Regions from separate parts of the Homo sapiens genome. Here region 1 is linked to region 2. A link is an interaction called in ENCODE POLR2A ChIA-PET data of the cell type or tissue named here. Cell type or tissue: HCT116. All regions are shown on one strand. Each heading gives the region's core, and the rest is flanking DNA. Links, peaks and the distances in the headings are about the cores only.

The links. ChIA-PET counts read pairs that join two places held together with the same protein. Peaks named below come from ENCODE experiments on the same cell type or tissue, not always from the same donor. Only the 100,000 strongest peaks of a DNase experiment are listed, where the experiment ranks them.
Region 1: POLR2A ChIA-PET joins it to region 2 with 7 read pairs; 6 of 35 experiments call an interaction of 5 or more read pairs at or near these places.

Annotation. Positions count from the first base shown.
Region 1 is chr6:149,700,210-149,710,205 of GRCh38, reverse strand. LATS1 (large tumor suppressor kinase 1) reads left to right here. Exons shown (of 8, transcript NM_004690.4): 2 at 7,940-8,427. The coding sequence starts at 8,080. Among named protein-coding and RNA genes, the nearest start is that of LATS1, 13 kb to the left of the region's middle. RefSeq lists an enhancer at 8,086-8,667. In HCT116, for the core only: no CTCF peak of the experiment used is centred there; a DNase peak (open chromatin) is centred at 5,255.
Region 2 is chr6:149,873,569-149,883,564 of GRCh38, reverse strand. All of the region lies in intron 5 of RAET1E-LRP11 (RAET1E-LRP11 readthrough), which reads left to right. All of the region lies in intron 1 of RAET1E-AS1 (RAET1E antisense RNA 1), which reads right to left. RAET1E (retinoic acid early transcript 1E) reads left to right here. Exons shown (of 6, transcript NM_001394057.1): 6 at 1-386. It also overlaps the pseudogene CCT7P1. Among named protein-coding and RNA genes, the nearest start is that of LRP11, 14 kb to the right of the region's middle. In HCT116, for the core only: no CTCF peak of the experiment used is centred there; no DNase peak of the experiment used is centred there.

The DNA.
Region 1 (9,996 bases), core at 1,042-9,041, 170 kb after region 2:
GTGATCAGACTACAGCTTGGTTTTATACATTTTAGGGAGACATAAGACATCAATCAGTATATGTAAGATGTACATTGGTTAGGTCCAGAAAGGAAGACACCTTGAAGCAGATGGCTTCCAGGTCATAGGTAGATTCACAGATTTTCTGATTGGCAGTTGGTCGAAAGAGTTGTTACTGTCTAAAGACCTAGAATCAATAGAAGGGAGTATCTAGGTTAAGATAAGGGGTTGTGGGCAGGCACAGTGGCTCACGCCTGTAATCCCAACACCTTGGGAGGCCGAGGCAGGTGGATCACGAGGTCAGGAGTTCAAGACCAGCTTGGCCAACATAGTGAAACCCCATCTCTACTAAAAATACAAAAATTAGCGAGGCATGGTAGCGCACGCCTGTAATCCCAGCTACTCAGGAGGCTGAGGCAGGAGAATCACTTGAAACCGGGAGGCGGAGATTGTGGTGAGCCAAGATCAAGCCACTGCATTCCAACCTGGGCAACAGAGTGAGACTCCATCTAAAAAAAAAAAAAAAAAAAAAAAAAAGATAAGGGGTTGTGGAGACCAGGGTTCCCATTATGCAGATAGAATCAATAGGAAGGAATGTCTGAGCCAAGGTAAGGGGTTGTGGAGACCAAAGTTCCCATTATGTAAAGGAAGCCTCCAGGTGGCAGGCTTCAGAGATAATACATTGTAAATGTTTCTTATCAGGGTTGATTCTCTCCTGGATCAGGCAAAAGGCCTGAGAAAGGAAGGGAATTAACTTCAGAATGTAGATTTTCCGCACAAGAGACAGCTTTGCAGGACTGTTTGAAGATATGGCAAAGAAACATAATTTGGGGTCAAATACTTGGATTTCTTTCAGGGCCTGCCATCTGTCATGTGATACTATGCTAGAGTCAGGCTGGAATTGGGTATCTTATTGCTACAGAGAGTCTGTTTTGTCAGTCTTAAGATTTGTTTTAATGTTAGTGCTGGTCAGCTGTGCCTGAATTCCAACAGGGAGGAGGGAATAATGAGGTATGGCCAAACTCCGCTTCCCATCATGGCTGGAACTAGTTTTTCAGGTTAACTTTCAAATGCTCTTGGCTGGGAGGAGGGGTTCATTCAGATGGTTGAAGGACTTAGAATTTTATTTTTGGTTTACATCAGTTAGCCCACCTCCAGTTTCCCATGCCAACAACCTACAATCAGAGCATACCTGATGTCTTCCCCCTTTTTTTAGTATAAAGATTTCCCACTCCCCTGCTTGCCTTTGAATCTTTGCCAAGCACAAGTTGACAGTGGCTGACTCCCTACCTATATAGTAAGATCTAATTAAATAGCCTTTGTTTGTTTCCATTTGGGCAGTCTTTGTCTATTTTCACAATGTTATTAGGCTGTTTTGTGGTAACAAATCCCCAAATATCAATGGCTTAACACAACAGAAATGTTTCTCTTGCTCAGAGTTCAGTGGGAGTCAGTAGGGTTCTCCATCCAGTGGCTTAGGGATCCACCTTCCTTCCATATTGTCAAGCCACCATCTCAGAATGTAACCTACATTGTCATTAAAGCAGGAAAACCGAAGCAAAGTGACTTTTAACTGCCTCAGTCCAGAATTGAGATATGTTACATCTGCTCATCCAGCTTTGGCCAAATCTGGGAAATGGAGTCGAGTACTGTATGTGAATATAGTCTCTGCCAGAATATATTTACCAAAAGCAATTGGCTAAAGATATACACAATTCCTCCATTTCAGCGTTTTTGAGATCAGAAGATTTAGATTATCTTACAATTGAAATTTTTTTTTTTTTTTTTTTTGAGATCCAGTCTCGCTCTGTCGCCCAGGCTGGAGTGCAGTGGTGCAGTCTCGGCTCACTGCAACCTCTGCCTCTGTGGTTCAAGCGATTCTCCTGCCTCAGCCTTCCGAGTAGCTGGGACTACAGGTGCCTGCCACCACGCTCGGCTAATTTTTGTGTTTTTAGTAGAGACGGGGTTTCACCATATTGACCAGGGTGGTCTTGTACAATTAAAATTGAAATGAATATTCAAATGTAATGCTTCTGTTATTTCCCCTGATAAATGAAGTGACATTGTTTCATGGAAATAATAGTTTCTTTAAAATGAATCCTGTGTATTTTAATTGCATGTATTTAAATAAGAATTTGTAGCAGAACCATTCTAGGATCCAGTCATTTCCTTTCCTTTTTTTTTCTTTTTTAACTCTCTATTTTGGAAAACTTCAAGAATACACAAAAGTAAAGAGAAAGGCCAAGGCAGTAGGATTGCTTGATGCCAGGAGTTCAAGACTAGCCTGGGCAACATGGTGAGCCCCTGTCTCTAAAAAATAAATAATAAGAAGAAAGAGACTAGTACAGTGAACCCTCATATACCCATTACTCAGCTACAACAGTTTTCAACAAATGAAAACTTCTGTCTCATTTATATCCCCAACCCCTTCAGCACACAACCAAATTATTTTGAAATAAATTCCAGACATTATTTATTTTATCCACAAGTATTTTCAACATGTAGATGATAGAAATATGCTTAAAATAAGTTTTCAGTTATTTAAACCTAAAACACATTGTTACACATATACCAGAACTCAGTCCTTTCTCTGACCTTTGTGCACTCAATGTTAGGAGTTACATCAGCCTATAGGACTAGAGAATGAATTTCTCTGGTCCAGCGTTTTCTAATGTATACTACATGGAATGTAAATCTCATGAAATGTTATGGGGGGAAAAGGTAAGATAAGATAAATTTGGGCAACAATACATTCTCTTCTTGTCTTGAATTCCTTGCCTCAAGTGATCCTCCCACCTGGGCCTCTGAAAGTATTGGGATTACAGGCGTAAACCCCCAGACCCCATTGTCTTCTCATAATTCCCCATGATTATGTAAAAGAATGAGATGTCCGGCCGGGCACAGTGGCTCATACCTGTAATCCCAGCACTTTGGGAGGCCAAGGCGGGCAGATCACGAGGTCAGGAGTTCGAGACCAGCCTGACCTACATGGTGAAACCCCATCTCTACTAAAAATACAAAAATTAGCCTGGCGTGGTGGTACACACCTGTGATCTCGGCTACTCAGGAGGCTGAGGCAGGAAAATTGCTTGAACCAGGGAGGCAGAGGTTGCAGTGAGCCAAGATCACCCCACTGCACTCCAGCCTGGGCAACAGAGCGAGACTCCATCTTCAAAAAAAAAAAAAAAAAAAAAGAGATGTCCAGTTTTGTGTATTATGATCCCATTTTGGTTAATAGTAGTATATGTTAGAATATTCAGTATTAATAGTGATTATTATTAGTTTCCTGTGTCTTATGTAACAAATCACTATAAACCTGGTGGCTTAAAACAACATAAATTTATCCTCTCACAGTTCTGGAGGCCAGACGTCTAAAATCAAGGCATTAGCAAGGCCAGTTTTCTTCCAGAGGCTCTAGGAGAGAAGCTGTCCCTTGCCACTTCCAGCTTCTGTTGGCTGCTGTCATCCTTGGCTTCTGACTTCATCATCACATTGCCTTCCTTTTTCTGTGTGAATCAGACCTCCTTCTGCCTCTCAAAAGGACACTTGTAATTGCATGTGGGACTTACTCTGTTAATCCATGACAATAACTTAATCTCAGAATCCTTAATCACATCTGCAGCATCCCTTTTTCCAAATAAGATAACATTTACAAGTTCCAGAGAAGATTAGGAAGGGGAATATCTTTTTTTTTTTGAGACAGGGTCTCACTGTCTCTCCTAGGCTGGAGTGCAGTGGTACAGTCATGGCTCACTGTAGCCTCTACCTCCTGGGCTCAAGTGATCCTCCCACCTCAGTCACCTGAGCAGCTGGTACCACAGTCACACACACTGCCACACTCAGCTCATTTTTTGCAGTATTTGTGGAGACGGGGTTTTGCCATGTTGCCCACCCAGGCTGGTCTTGAACTCCTGAGCTCAAGTGATCCTCCCACTTTGGCCTCCCAAAGTGTTGGGATTACAGGCATAAGCCAGGAATATCTTTTTTTTTTTTTTTTTTTTTTTTTTTTTTTTTTTTTTTTTGCGACCGGGTTTCGCTCTTGTTGCCCAGGCTGGAGTGCAATGGCACGATCTCGGCTCACCACAACCTCCACCTCCCGGGTTCAAGCGATTCTCCTGCCTTAGCCTCCCGAGTAGCTGAGATTACAGGCATGTGCCACCACACCCAGCTAATTTTGTATTTTTAGTAGAGACGGGGTTTCTCCATGTTGGTCAGGCTGGTCTCAAACTCCCGACCTCAGGTGATCCACCCGCCTTGGCCTCCCAAAGTGCTGGGATTATAGGAGTGAGCCACTGTGCCTGGCTCAGGAATATCTTTTGAGAGGCCATTATTCAGCCCGCTACAGTGATTCTCACTCTTGAGGAAGGTGAATTATGAGGGACTTCTACTTTTTCCTACTGTATATATTTATATAAATACTTGAATTTTTCAATAAGGATGCATGCTGTATTTTTTTAACAGCAGAAAGAAGGGGCAAGTTACCTGCATTTGTAAGTTCAAATATTTTTGCGCTACCTACTGGTGACCAGGTCCCATTATAGGGAAATGGAAGCAAATATTTTGACAGAAGCAAAACTATGTTTCTTTTCTTTTTTTCTTTTTTTTTTCTCTCTCTCTCTCTGTCAGAATGATCTTGGAAATGGTAAAATAACAATAATAATAAAGTGATGATTAACTTAGAGTTGAAACCCAAAGTAAGTGAGATATTGAAAGAATACCTAGATCCTATAAATGAATTGCAATCCAGATACTAAAAGAACTGACATGTAAGATTCCACAACAGTGTTAATCCTTGATCATGGAGAAATGGTAGGTTTCAGAAGACCTAATATAGAAAGTATCTTCACTTTTAGAAAGGGCCAGAGGTGAATTCTGCAAACTTTAGACTGGCGAGCTAAATGTTAAGCTTAGAAAAACTCATTAGTAAGCTATTAAATTAATATTTTGGGAAAGCTTAGAAAAGAAAATGCTTTAGGGACCAGCTTCCTTCATAAAAAGCACATGGTATGTCCATCCTAATTTCATTTACAAAATAATTATATTATTCATGTATTATTATGTTATAGATAGAATATGTGCAATTTTCAGGCAATGAAAAAGTTCATCTTTTTTTTTTTCAAAGTGGAGAAATGTGAGCTGCTTGTAATAGAGTTTGATTGATTCATAGCTAATTTAGCAATTGTGCCATGAGAGCACTGATTTATGAGGTGAAGTCATCAGGAAACTACCTCTAGTGGCTGCTACAGGGCTTCGTCATGTCTCAGGCCTGCTGCAAATTGTGTGTGTGTGTGTGTGTGTGTGTGTGTGTGTGTGTGTGTATAATTAATTTCTATAAATATAAATTTTAAAAAATTAAAAATGGGTATATTTTTAACAGCTTTATTAACATACAATTTATATACTATAAAGTTTACTCAGGCTAGGTGGGGTGGCTCATGCCTATAATCCCACCACTTTGGGAGGCTGAGGCAGGAGGCTTACCTGAGCACTTGAACCCAGGAGTTCAAGACCAGCCTGAGCAACATAGGGAGACTTTGTTTTACAAAAAATTAACAACTTAGCTGGACAGGGTGGCATGTTCCTGCATTCCCAGCTACTTGGGAGGCTTAGGCAGGAGGATGAGCACAGGAGGTTGAGGCTGCAGTGAGCTGTGATCAAACCACTGTACTCCAGCCTGAGCAACAGAATGAGACCCTGTCTCAAAAAAAAAAACAAAAAAAAAACCCCTAAGTTTACCCATTTAAAGTGTTTTTTTAGCATATTTTCACAGCAATAAATTGTAATCTAATTTTAGAACAGAAAATAGGTTAGTTTTGTATACAGTATGGTGAATTTGCTTTTTTTGCTTAGGATACATTTACTTATCTGTTTATATCTGTACATTATATAGAACTACATCATTCTGCCGGCCACAGTGGCTCACGCCTGTAATCCCAGCACTTTGGGAGGCTGAGGTGGGTGGATCACCTGAGGTCGGGAGTCCGAGACCAGCCTGACCAACATGGATAAATCCTGTCTCTACTAAAAATACAAAATTAGCTGGGCACGGTGGTGCATGCCTGTAATCCCAGCTATTCGGGAGGCTGAGGCAGGAGAATCACTTGAACCCGGGAGGTAGAGGTTGCAGTGAGCCAAGATCGTGCCATTGCACTCCAGCCTGGGGAACAAGAGCGAAACTCCATCTCAGAAAAAAAGAACTGCATCATTCTTTTTGACTTAGATGTATATTATATAAATGTACTATGAATTACTTGAACAATCCTCCACTGATGAACATCTGGACTGGTGTCAACTTTTGCTGTTATAAATGATGTTGCGAGGAACAGCCTACATCTTCACATACTTGTGTGTATATTCCTTTACTTGTGTTGCATTGTTCCTCTTAATCCTAGTTCAATTTATTAGATGTTGATAACCACTTTATGTCTCAGGAGTCAGTTTCAGAGAATTAAATGTCCAAGTCCACATTGCTACTAATTAACAGAACAAGTAATTTTTTTTTTTAATGTAGACAGGGTCTCCCTATGTTGCCCAGGCTGGTCTCAAATTCCTGAGCTCAAGCAGTCCTCCCTTCTTGGCCTCCCAAGTGTTGTGATTATAGGCCTGAGCCACCATGCCTGGCCCCTGAACAAGTACTTGAATCTCATTTTTTGTTGCTGCTTTCCATTACAAGTGCTGTGCTTTTCTAGTACTCAGAGAAGTACTGTATATCCAGCTAAGCCATTCATGAGATTCATCCACAAGATCCAACCACCTCCCACCAGACCCCACCTTCAAGAGTGGGGACTAAAGTTCGACATGAGATTTGGTGGGGACACAGATCCAAACCATATCAGAGTCCTAGTTCATAGCTTGGAAAATAAACTCAGGCATCTGTTTTTGAAGCATAAAGGGACCTTCTGGAATAGTGGTTTAAAAATCTTTTTAAAGTGGAGGATTGCAGTGGCTCAAGCCTGCAATCCCAGCACTTTGGGAGGCCAAGGCAGGTGAATCACTTGAGGCCAGGAGTTCGAGACCAGCCTGGCCAACATAGTGAAACCCCATCTCTACTAAACGATACAAAAATTAGCTGGGCGTGGTGGCAGACACCTGTAATCACAGCTACTTGGGATGCTGAGGCATGAGAATCACTTGAACCTGAGAGGCGGAGGTTGCAGTGAGCCAAGGTTGCACCACTACACTCCTGCACTCTAGCCTGGGTGGTAGAGCAAGATTCTGTCTCAAAAAAAAAAAGGCTGGGCACGGTGGCTCACACCTGTAATCCCAGCACTTTGGGAGGCTGAGGTGGGTGGATCATGAGGTCAGGAGTTCAAGACCAGCCTGGCCAACATGGCGAAACCCCCTCTCTACTAAAAATACAAAAAAAGTTAGCTGGGCGTGGTGGCGGGTGCCTGTAATCCCAGCTATTGGGGAGGCTGAGGCAGGAGAATTGCTTGAACCCAGGAGGCAGAGTTTGCAGTGAGGCAAGATCGCACCACTGCACTCCAGTCTGGGTGACAGAGTGAGACTCCATCTCAAAAAATAAAAATAAAAAAATAAAAATAAATTTAAAGCAACAATACCCTTCTAAAGAAATCTTGAAGTCTGATTTGTAAAATTTAAAATTTGATCCTCTAGGTGAAGTTGTTAATAAGAGGTTACCTGTTTTATTGTTCACTTAATAATCCCTGGCATTTGTATAAATGCTTGGTATGCTTACTAAGGAACTTTTTTTTTTTTTTTAAATCATCATAGCTACGATTTGAGGTAAATCTAGGTTATAGGCTAGGAAGTAGGCATGGAGAGATTAAGTAACTTGTCCTGAACCCGGAGTAATCCTTAATGGAGTCAGAACTATAACCTGAATCTCTTAACCCCTATATCAATGGACTTTTCCTCTAATACATGGTACTGCTGTATTAACCACTTTATAGCTTTCCTTTCTTTCTTTCTTTTACAGAGTTAATTATTTATATTGTAAAGAATTTTAACAGTCCTGGGGACTTCCTTGAAGGATCATTTTCACTTTTGCTCAGAAGAAAGCTCTGGATCTATCAAATAAAGAAGTCCTTCGTGTGGGCTACATATATAGATGTTTTCATGAAGAGGAGTGAAAAGCCAGAAGGATATAGACAAATGAGGCCTAAGACCTTTCCTGCCAGTAACTATACTGTCAGTAGCCGGCAAATGTTACAAGAAATTCGGGAATCCCTTAGGAATTTATCTAAACCATCTGATGCTGCTAAGGCTGAGCATAACATGAGTAAAATGTCAACCGAAGATCCTCGACAAGTCAGAAATCCACCCAAATTTGGGACGCATCATAAAGCCTTGCAGGAAATTCGAAACTCTCTGCTTCCATTTGCAAATGAAACAAATTCTTCTCGGAGTACTTCAGAAGTTAATCCACAAATGCTTCAAGACTTGCAAGCTGCTGGATTTGATGAGGTAAGAATGTTTAAAGACAAAAGAAAGGATTCTTCTTACCTTATGCTACATAACACTTTTTGGGTGATAACATGCCAAAATGTTTCCTTTGGGAGAATTTAACCCTGTATACACATTTATGTATTCTATCAGCAAAGAATGTTACGTTTATAATTCCATTAATTACTATTAAAAATAATATTTCTTTAGTTTCTTCTGTGATATGTATCACTAAATTCTGGAGTTTCTGGAATTTAAAAGGCCAGATCATGAAGTCATAATGGAAGTGCAGTTGAAGAAAGCCATAGGTGAGGGTAGGGGAAGGACATCTGTTTGTGTGAAATACAAGCTTGGTGAACTAAGTGGCTGTTGGGGAAATGATAGTTCCAAGGATATGAAATTTAACTTTATAGTAGGGAGAAAGAATTATAGTTAAGAGTTTGTGTAAGCAGTTGTGTTCTCAGGCCCAAATCTTAAATTCACAAAAACTAACAAAATTTCACTTCAGGCTAACTGCCAAGTCTTTAATATTTCTCTTCAGAATTCATTTTGAAGTTTTTTCATAACCCATATATTTAATCATTTCATTTAGGTTATTAATAGAATTTTCTTCTTATGATAACATACCTTGTAAGCATGAATATTTTAGGTGTCAGGAGTCATTTTAGATGGGCAATGTAAAATTTAAGTAAATGTGAATAATCAAAAGTTAGGCCAGGCCGGGTGCAGTGGCTCACGCCTGTAATCCCAGCCCTTTGGGAAGCCAAGGTGGGTGGATCATCTGAGGTCAAGAGTTCCAGACCAGCCTAACCAACATGGTGAAACCCTGTCTCTACTAAAGATATCAAATTAGCTGGGCATAGTGGCACATGCCTGTAATCCCAGCTACCTGGGAGGCTGAAGCAGGATAATCTCTTGAACCCGGGAGGCAGAGGTTACAGTGAGCCGAGATCGCGCCATTGCACTCCAGCCTGGTCAACAAGAGGGAAACTCCATCTCAAAAAAACAGTTAATTACATTTTTCAAAATTATAGTAATGTTTTTTCTGATTGCAAAAATATTACCTATTTTCTGTTAACAATTTAAAAGTGTAAAGAAGAAACTGAAAATTATATTTAGCTTCACTGTATAAAGATAACTACTCTTAAAATTCCTTCACTGTTTGTTTTTTGTTGTTTTGTGTGTTTTTTTGGTGGCCGAATTTCCATATATATCTGTATTTAATTTAAAAAATGAGAACCTAAGTATGCATTGTAGTAAAGGATTTGAAAAGGGAGATTTACAACTAAACTAGAAGGAAAAAAAAGTTTTATTTTTTATATTTTTTGAGACGGAGCCTTGCTCAGTCACCCAAACTGGAGTGCAGTGGTGCGATCTCAGCTCTCTGCAACCTCTGCCTCCCGGGTTCAAGCAATTCTCCTGCCTCAGCCTCCCGAGTAGCTGGGACTATAGGCGCCCACCACGACGCCTGGCTATTTTTGTATTTTTAGTAGAGATGGGGTTTCACCATGTTGGCCAGGCTGGTCTCGAACTCCTGACCTCGTGATCAGCCCACCTTGGCCTCCCAAAGTGCTGGGATTACAGGCATGA
Region 2 (9,996 bases), core at 978-8,977:
CCACCACGCCCGGCTAATTTTTGTATTTTTAGTAGAGACGGGGTTTCACCCTGTTGGCCAGGCTGGTCTCGAACTACGGACCTCAGGTGATCTGCCCCCCTCAGCCTCTCAAAGTGCTGGGATTATAGCATGAGCCACTGAGCCCAGACACAAGTAGTTCTTTCTGATAAACACTTTAACACTGAATGCAAAAAAAAAAAAAAAATTGTGTGTGTACTTTTTTTAATTTTACTTTAAAATAGACACACCAAACATGTTTCTAAATAAATGTAATATGGAAATCTTTCTTTTTCTCCTCCATTCTCAGTGATGATATGGTTGTAAATTCTTATCATCTGATAATTTTTATCAGATCTTTACAAATTATAAACTTATTTGCAACTCTGTTTTCAGACTATCCCTTCTATTATGATCATGAAACTGAATTAAATAGGTAGCTATTTTTTTGACTTTTACTCCTTTATTTTTATTTTCATAGTTTTACAAGAATATAATATATGTAATCTGTCTTCCATTTTAAACCTAAAGTCTTCCTAATCTCTTCTTCATAGTTTCAACAAACATAAAGGTAACAATTCAAAGCACCTGTCGCTTCGACAAGAAGATATTTTACATATTTAAAAAAACAGATAACAATTTTAAAATACTTGCTATAAGAATAAAATTGTATTTAATAAGTAGAACTAAAATTTTGACTGATGTTGCAATAGATTTGGTGGGGGCTTTTTTTGTGGGTCTTTTTTTTTTTGAGTCAGGGTCTTGCTCTGTTGTCCAGGCTGGAGTACAGAGGTGTGAACGCAGCCCACTACAGCCTTGAACTCCTAAGCTGAAACGATCCTCCTGCTTCAGCCTCCCATACTGCTGGGACCACAGGCATGAGCCATCCCACCCAGCTAATTTTCAGATTTTTTTTATAGATATGGGCGTTTCACTATGTTGCCTAGGCTGGTCTCAAACACCTGGGCTCAGGTGATCCCCTGCCTCAGCCTCCCAAATCGCTAGGATTACAGGCATAAGCCTCTGTGCCTGGCCTCTTTATTATCATTATTATTTTATATTTTCAAACTAGGAAAAAAGCTATGCAGTAACAGAAAATTCTAGTTATATTTAAAACAGGATTGTAAGAGAAACATGTTAATGTAATTTTGGTTTTCTCTTTTTTATAATTTTAACATTTTAGATTCAGGGAGTACATGTGCAGTTTTGTTACATGGATATATTGTGTGACACTGAGGTTTGAGATATGAATGATCTCATGTAGTGAGCAGCAGCACAGTACTCAATGGCAGTTTTTAGTCCTCGCCCCTCCATCTCTCCCCTCCTCATAGTCCCCAGTGTCTACTCTTCCCATCTTTATGTCCATGTGTACCCAAAGCTTAGCTCCCACTTAAGAATGAGAACATGCAGTATTTGGTTTTCTGTTCCTATATTAATTCACTTAGGATAATGGCCTCCAGTTGCATCCATGTTGATCCAAAGGACACAATTTTGTTCTTTTTTATGGCTGCATGGTATTCCATGGTGTATATGTGCCACATTTCCCTTATCCAATCCACAATTGATGGGCACCTAGGTTGATTCTACGTCTGCTGTTGTGAATAGTGCTGCAATGAACATGTGAGCATGTGTGTCTTTTCGCTAGAATGATTTCTTTTCCTTTGGGTATATGCCCAGTAGTGAAATTGCTGGTCAAATGGCAGTTCTGTTTTAAGTTCTTTGAGAAACCTCTGAACTGCTTTCTGCAGTGGCTAAACTATTTCACATTTTCACCAGCAGTGTAAAGTGTTCCCTTTTCTCTATAGCCTCATCACCCATATGCTATTTTTTTACTTTTTCCCCCCAAAGTCTCAAGTTTTATTTAAATAGCCTCCAGTGAGAACAGAGTGGGCCAGTGACTACCCCTTCCTTGTAAAGTCTATTAACCAAACCAAGGAGAGTAAGCACACCCTGCAGCCAGCCTGCCAGCCAGTCATGTGATAGGCGGGGTGCCTCTCAATGGGGGCGGCCACGACCACGGCCCCAGCTAGCTGCTGGGGGAGCATCCACAGTCAATCGGATTCTTGATGGTTTCATCCACAGACACAATCAGGCACACAGCCTAAGAGGCCACTGCCAGGGCATTGATCCATACCAAAGCTGGCTCCCACACGAAGGCCTCAAAGTTGTCAGCAATGTCCTCGTTGTTGATGTCCACCTCATATCACGTGCCCCTGGGAATGCCATGCCTGCAGCTTGTTGAGAATCTCTGTGGCCCCAAAGCCAGCATTATTGTACAGCTGGAATGAGACAATCTCCAAGGCCTTGGCATATGCCCCAATCAACAGCTGTTGTTTTCCTGGAATAGTCTTTGAGGAATCCTGGAGGTACTTGGAGAACTCCCTCTCAATGGCCCTGCCACCAGCCACCACTGACTCATTCCCGATGGCCCTCCTGATGATCATGATGGCATCACACAGGGACCGCTCTGTCTCCTCAATAAACTGCTCACTACCACCATGGAGGATGAAGGTGCCTGTCTTGGCTTTGAGGCAGCCAGTAAAAAAGTTGTACCTCTCACCTTTAATCAGGGTCTCTTCAAACACCTGGCGTCGACCCAGCACATCTGCTAAGAAAGCATTCGTACTGGTCTGGATTGAGCCTCCACAGGCCATCATTGTCCTCTTCAGATTCTCCTCAGGTACTTGGCCAGCACAGAACATGTTCCTGTCAGCAAAGTACTGGGCGGCCACATCTCCAGTGGGGAGTTCAGACAAGACAACTTTGGCTCCAAAATGATAGATCCTCTCTAACTTGTCATAGAGAATGTTCCACTCGGCATCAACAATCGCCTGATAATCCTCAACCGTGTGGACTTTTATCTAAGCATTATCTTTCTCAGCTTTCAACTCGAGCTCAACATTCAAAAGGGCAATCTAGGGATTTTGGTATTTTTGGGAGGGTTGCATTTTAAACCCAGCATAAGAGAAAGTCTTCTTAAATGCAACACCAGCTGGGCTCCATCCTGTACCTTCTTGATTCCAATCATTTTAAGCTGCAGCAAATCATCACACGTCATCACTGCATCCACCACCATCTTAGCAAAGAAAGCTTTCTGCTGTGAGATCAGTTGGAGCTCAGAGTGGTCCTGGCACACTACTCCAGCAGCTTCCTCTACTCCACTTTATCTGCCTTCTTCACAGTCACAGCAATCTCTTTGATCGTGTTAACTACCAACTGGGTGGCTGTGCAGACAGCTCGAATGTTGAGCTGAGGGTGTAAACCATCCTTCACCTGCAGTTTCACCTGCTTCAGAAACTCTGCAGCCAGCAAGGTCACTGAGATGGTGCCATCACCGACCTCAGTGTCTTGGGATTTGGCAATGTCTACTAACGTCTTTGCTGCAAGATGGACAACATGAAGAAGTTTCAGAATTGTGGCCACATCGTTAGATATTGTTGCTTTGCCTCCGCCATCCACAATAAGCTTGTCCATGCCACAGGCACCCAGGGTGGCTCTTACAGCCTTGGCAATCACCTGGCAGGTACTGAGGTTATTCACAAGCTGGGGGATGCCTTGGGAGCTATCAGTCCCCTCTTTCAACAGGATAACTAGTGTGGGCATCATTTTGGAAGCTTATTCAGTGGCCCGCGACTCTCCTCTCTTCTCCGTGACGGGTCCGCCCAGCAATCCACCTAATTTTTGACTTTTTAATAATCACCATTCAGGCTGGTGTGAGATGGTATCTCACTGTAGTTTTGTTTTGCATTTCTCTGATGATTAGTGATGCTGAGAATTTTTTCATGTTTGTTGGACACTTAGTATGTCTTCTTTTGAGAAGTGTCTGTTCCTGTTCTTTGCCCACTTTTTCATGGGGTTATTTGGTTTTTGCTTGTTGAATTGTTTAAGTTTCTTACAGATTCTGGATATTAGACCTTTGTTGGCTGCATAGTTTGCAAATATTTTCTCCCATTCTGTAGGCTGCCTGTTTACTCTGTTGATAGTTTTTTTTTTTTTTTTTTTTTTTCCCCTGCAGAAGCTCTTTAGTTTAATTAGGTCTCACTTTTCAACTTTTGGTTTTGTCGCAATTGCTTTTGAGGACTTGTTATAAATTGTTTCCCAAGGCCAATGTCCAGAATGGTATTTCTGAAAATTTCTTTTAGGATTCTTATAGTTTGAGGTCATATATTTAAATCTTCAATCTGGCTGGGTGTGGTGACCCTCAACTGCAATCCCAGTACTTTAGGAGGCTGAGGCAGGTGGATCCCCTGAGGTCAGGTGTTCGAGACCAGCCTGGGCAACATGGTGAAACCCAGTCTCTACTAAAAATACAAAAATTAGTTGGGTGTGGTGGCAGGTAACTGTAATCCCAGCTACTCGAGAGACTGAGGCAGGAGAATCGCTTGAACCCAGGAGGCAGAGGTTGCAGTGAGCTGAGATCATGCCACTGCACTCCAGCCTGGGTGACAAGAGCGAGACTCCTTCTCAAAAAATAAAAAATAAATAAATATTCAATCCATCTTGAGTTGATTTTTGTATATAGTGAAAGTTAAGGGTCCAGTTTCATTTTTCTGCATATAAATAGCCAGCTATCCCAGCACCATTTATTGAATAGGGAATACCTTTTCCCATTGCTTATTTGTGTCAGTTTTGTCAAAGATCAGATGGCTGCAGATGTGCAGCTTTATTTCTGGGTTTTCTGTTCCAGCCATTATCCTAAGTGAATTATGCAGGAACAGAAAACCAAATACTTCATGTTCTCACTATGTACTAGTACCATGTTGTTTTGGTTACTGTAGCCTTATAGGATAGCTTGAAGTCAGGTGATGTGATTGAAGTCAGGTGATGTGATGCCTCTCCCTTTTTTTTTTTTTTTTTTTTTTTTGGCTTAGGATTGCTTTGGCTAATGGGGCTGTTTTTCAGTTCCATATGAATTTTAGAATAGTTTTTTCTAATTGTGTGAAAAATAACATTGGAAGTTTGATAGGAATAGCATTGAATCTGTAGATTGCTTCGGGCAGTATGGCCATTTTAATGGTACTGATTCTTCCAACCTGTGAGCATGGAACGTTCTTCCATTTGCTTGTGTCATCTATGATTTCTTTCAGCAGGATTTTGTAGTTATCCCTGTAGAGATCTTTCATCTCCTTGGTTAGATATACTTCTAGGGGTGTGTGTGTGCGTGTGTCTGTGTGTGTGTGTTGTAAATGGGACTGCATTCTTGATTTGGCTCTCAGCTTGGACATTATTGGTGTATGGAATAACTAATTTGTATACATTGATTTTGTATCCTGAAACTTTACTGAAATCATTTACCAGTTCTAGGAGCCTCGTGGCAGAGTCTTTAAGGTTTTCTAGTTACTATCATGTCGACAGTGAAGAGTGACAGCTTGACTTCTTTTCCTATTTGGATGTCTTTTCTTTGTTTCTCTTGCCTGACTGCTGTGGCTGGGACTGCCAGTACTATGTTGAATAGAAGTGGTGAGAGTGGGCATCCTTGTCTTGTTGCTGTTCTTAAGGGGAATGTTTCCAGCTTTTGCCCATTCAGTATGATGTTGGCTGTGGGTTTGTCACAGACAGCTCTTATTATTTTGAGGTATGTTCCTTCAGTGACTAGTTTGTTGAGAGTTTTTGCCATGAAGGTATGTTGGATTTTATTGAAAGCTTTTTCTGCATCTACTGAGATGATCATATGGTTTTTGCTTTCAATTCTGCTGATGTGGTGAATCATATTTATTACTTTGCATATGTTAAACCACCTTGCATCCCAGGAATAAAGAAAATAGGCAGCTATTGTCAGGCAGTGGACAACAGACAGTGCAAGACTGCTATCCTTGAGAGAGGGGACATTCCCATGGTGAGCCCTACAACTGTCTGCCGGGGACAGTTCCCCATGGTGCTATGAGCTGAAGTCCAAACACAGCACAGGGGCCTCACTAGCATAGAAGGCAGAGATCAGAGATTGGGGCAGCTAAAGTGACTGGAATTTGCAGGACAGGTCACCAAAGAGGGGATTGCCAAGTGGAGAGGAGGGGCAGAAGTCTGTGGGGGAAGTCCTTGGCCGAGTAGTGCTTGCTCAGAGTGAGACCTCCTGAAGTTTGCCAGAGAACCACTGCTATGGGGTTGAAACAGAGATAGTAGAGGCAGAGACATGTTGCAGGACATTGGGGGCCAGCCCAGCCAGAGAGGAGAGATGTTGTTAATACTTTATTAACACCATGAACATCCTAAGGCCATAGCTTAGAAATAAGGGTCACGTCCCAGAGTGAGATCTACCCAACAAAGCTTAAAATCAATCCCTGTCAAGATGAGCAGGGGAGACAGAGTTTTGAAGTTGCATTTAGAAGGTCATAGGAACTGCGTGGACTTTCCACAGATCTACCTAATAGAGCATAAAACCAAGCCTTCTAAAGTTCAAGATGGTTAACAGGTCATTGAATTGCCTACTGGAACAAAAATCAACACAGTTCAGAGGAAAACAACAGAATCCAGAGTTTCTACAACGTGTCATCAATAATAGTCAAGATATAATAATGAAAAATCTCTGGACAGTATGGTGGTTTTGTAAAATGGCTGCCAATTCTTTGACACACTTCCCATCAAGAGGTAGAATCTCTGCCTTTTCCCCTTGATTCTCGGTGGGTGCTATAGTCTGAATGTGTCCCCCAAAATTCATGTGTCAGAAACTTAATCCGCAATGCAACAGTGTTGGGATGTGAGGCCTTTTGGAAGATGTTTAGGTCAGACCACTCAGGCCAATGGTGTGAGAAAGCCAAGCCACATGTGGGTAGTAAAGTCAGTGGGCCTAGACATCAAATCATCTTAACCCAGGCATCAGACATGCTAGTAAAGGAATCTCCATGTCATTCCACCAAGAACTGAGTCACCACTTTCTGGTCTTTCCAGCCATGGAACAGAGACAGACAATAGTTATTGTGCCCTCTCCAAATTTCCTGACCCACAGAATCTATAAGAACCCATAAAACGGTTGTTGTTTTAAACTATTAATCTTTGGAATGGTTGTTTTAGTTTTGTTTTCTTTAAAAAGCAAAAATCATCAGTGCAACCTGCAAAGTAGCAAGAAAATGTTGCTCAAGAAAAAAAAGCAGTCAATAAAAACAAACTCTGAACTAATCCAGATGTTGGATATAGCAGACAAAGCTTTACTACGTGCACAGTCATTCATGTCATCTGAAAAGAGAAACAGTTTTCTTTCTTTCTCTCCAGTCCTCTCCAGTGTCTGGCCCCTACCCCTTTCCTATCACCTATTCAATCAGAAATACTGTCAGCTTCCAGTATTTTATAGGTGCCATGGAAACTTAGGTGCTTGGGCATTGAGTATTTCTTTTTTGGCAAAGGGAATGATTTTCAGACTAACCAGGGAGAACAAACACTAGTTAGGGGAGGAACGAACATCAGGGAGTCCTAACTGCTCTCGGTGAGCCCAGGTTTCCTGATCTACATGAATGACAGTCCCAGATACCAATTTGCAAATGAGAGGACTGGACCATTGTTTGTGACCTTTGAGAGATTATGGACATTATCAAAGGTGTCTAGACTACAGAAATGGGCAAAAGATAACAAACGTCAAGAGGGGAGTATAGTTTATTTTGCAAAGACGATACCAGTCCAATATCAATCCTGTACAAGATTCTAGCAACAGTTTTTGAGGGCCTATTTGGAAAATTCTGACAAAAAAAACGATGCTCATCAGAACCTTAAATTGCTTACTAAATTCCCCGGTATATTTTTATTTTTTAAATTGCTGTTATAAATTGGCAAGTATGAGAATACAATAACCTCAACTCCAAGATTTTCAACAATTTTGCATATGTTTGTGGAGAAGATGGAAATACATGGGCTGGATAAGGGCAACTGGGTGGATTAATAAACTAATAATCGCCGGGCACGGTGACTCATGCCTGTAATCCCAGCACTCTGGGAGGCCGAGGCGGGCGGATCACCTGAGGTCGGGAGTTTGAGACCAGCCTGACCAACATGGAGAACCCTGTCTCTACTAAAAATACAAAATTAGCCTGGCATAGTGGCGCATGTCTGTAATCCCAGCTACTTTGGGGAGGCTAAAGCAGGAGAATTGCTTGAACCCGGGAGGCGGAGGTTGCTGTGAGATGAGATTATGCCATTGTACACCTAGGCAACAAGAGCGAAACTCCATCTCAAAAAAAAATTAAAATAAAATAACCTAATAATCATAGTTAGAGGATTCAAATTAATGAATTGATATCAATGTTGGCATAAGCCTTTAATGAAGTGTCTCAAGGCTCTCACCTTGGCCTTCTCATAGTCCATATTTTACATGGATTTCTTGGATGAAGACATAGAAGGCAGGATCATCAGTTTATAGAGGATACAAAGCCAGGTGAGCAAAAAGTATCTTGAGACAAACAAAATGGAACCACAACATGCTAACACTTATGTAATGCAGCAAAAGCAGTTCTAAGAAGGATGTTGCTATTGTCTAGATGTGTTCTCTCCAAAATTCAGGTGTTACCACTGTGATAGTGTTAAGAGGTGGGCCTTTAAGAGTTGATTAGGTCACGAGGGCTCCTCCCACCTCGATGGGATTACTACTCTTATAAAAGAGGTTTCATGTGCCATTTGGCTAGCTTGTCCTTCTGCCTTCCACCATGTGGGGATGCAGCAAGAAGGCCATCACTAGACACCAAATGCCAGTGCCTTGATCTTAAACTTCTCAGTTTCTAGAATTGTGAGAAAATAAATTTATGGTATTTATAAATGACCCAATCTCAGGTATTTGTTATACCAGCACAAAACAGACTAAGACAGGTATTTACGGCAATAAATGCCTAGATTAAAAAAGATTCAGCAGAACATTAAGTCTAATAAATAAATAATAACAAAAGAAAAAAGGAAGATCTCAAATAATGTAACTTTAAATCCCAAGGAACTAGAAAAAAAAAAGCAAACTAAGTTGATAGTCAGCAGAAGGAAGGAAATAATAAAAATTAAAGCAGAAATAATCGATGAATTTGAGACTAGAAAAACAATAGATGAGATAAACGAAACTAAGAGTTGGTTTTATGAAAGATAAAATTGACAAACGTAGACTAATGAAGAAAAACAGAGAAGACTCAAATGATTAAAATTATAAATGAAAGACATCACAATTGATATCACAGAAAGACAAAAGATCATGAGAGACTACTATAAACAATTGTGCACCCACAAATTGGGTAACCTAGAAGAAATGGATAAATTGCTAGAAACATAACCTATCAAGACTGCATCATGAAGAAAGAAAACCAGAATAGACAATTAGTGAGAAAGGAGATTGAATCAACAATCAAAAATCTCCTCAGGAAGAAAAGGCCAGGGTCAGATGGCTTCATCAGTAAATTCTACAAGACATTTAAAGAAGAAATAACATCTGTTTTTCTCAAACTCTTCCAAAAAATTGAAGGAGATGGAGCACTTCCAAACTCCTTTTACAAGAGCAGCATTACCCTCACACCAAAGCCAGATAAGAAAAATATAAGAAAAGAAAATTACAGGCCAATATCCCCAGTGATCACAGATGCAAACATTCTCAACAAAATACCAGCAAACTGAATTCAACAGCACATTAAAAGGATCATACACCACGATCAAGTGGGATTTATCCCTGGGATGCAAGAATGGTTCAACATGCAAAGCAATAAATGTGACACACCATATTAACATAATGAAGGATAAAAATTATATGATCATCTCAACAGACACAGAAAAAGCATTTGACAAAATTTAGCATCTTTTTATAAAAAAACTCTCAACAAATTAGATGTAGAAGAAATGTATCTCAACATAATAAAGACTGTATACAACAAGCCCACAGCTAACGTCATACTCAAAGGTGAAAACCTGAAAGCTTTCCCCCAAAAATCAGGAAAAAGACAAGAATGCCCACTCTCAGTGCTTCTATTCCAGAAAGTATTAGAAATCCTAGCCAGAGCAATTAGGCAAGAGAAGAAAATAAAATATTCAGATGAGAAAGGAACAAGT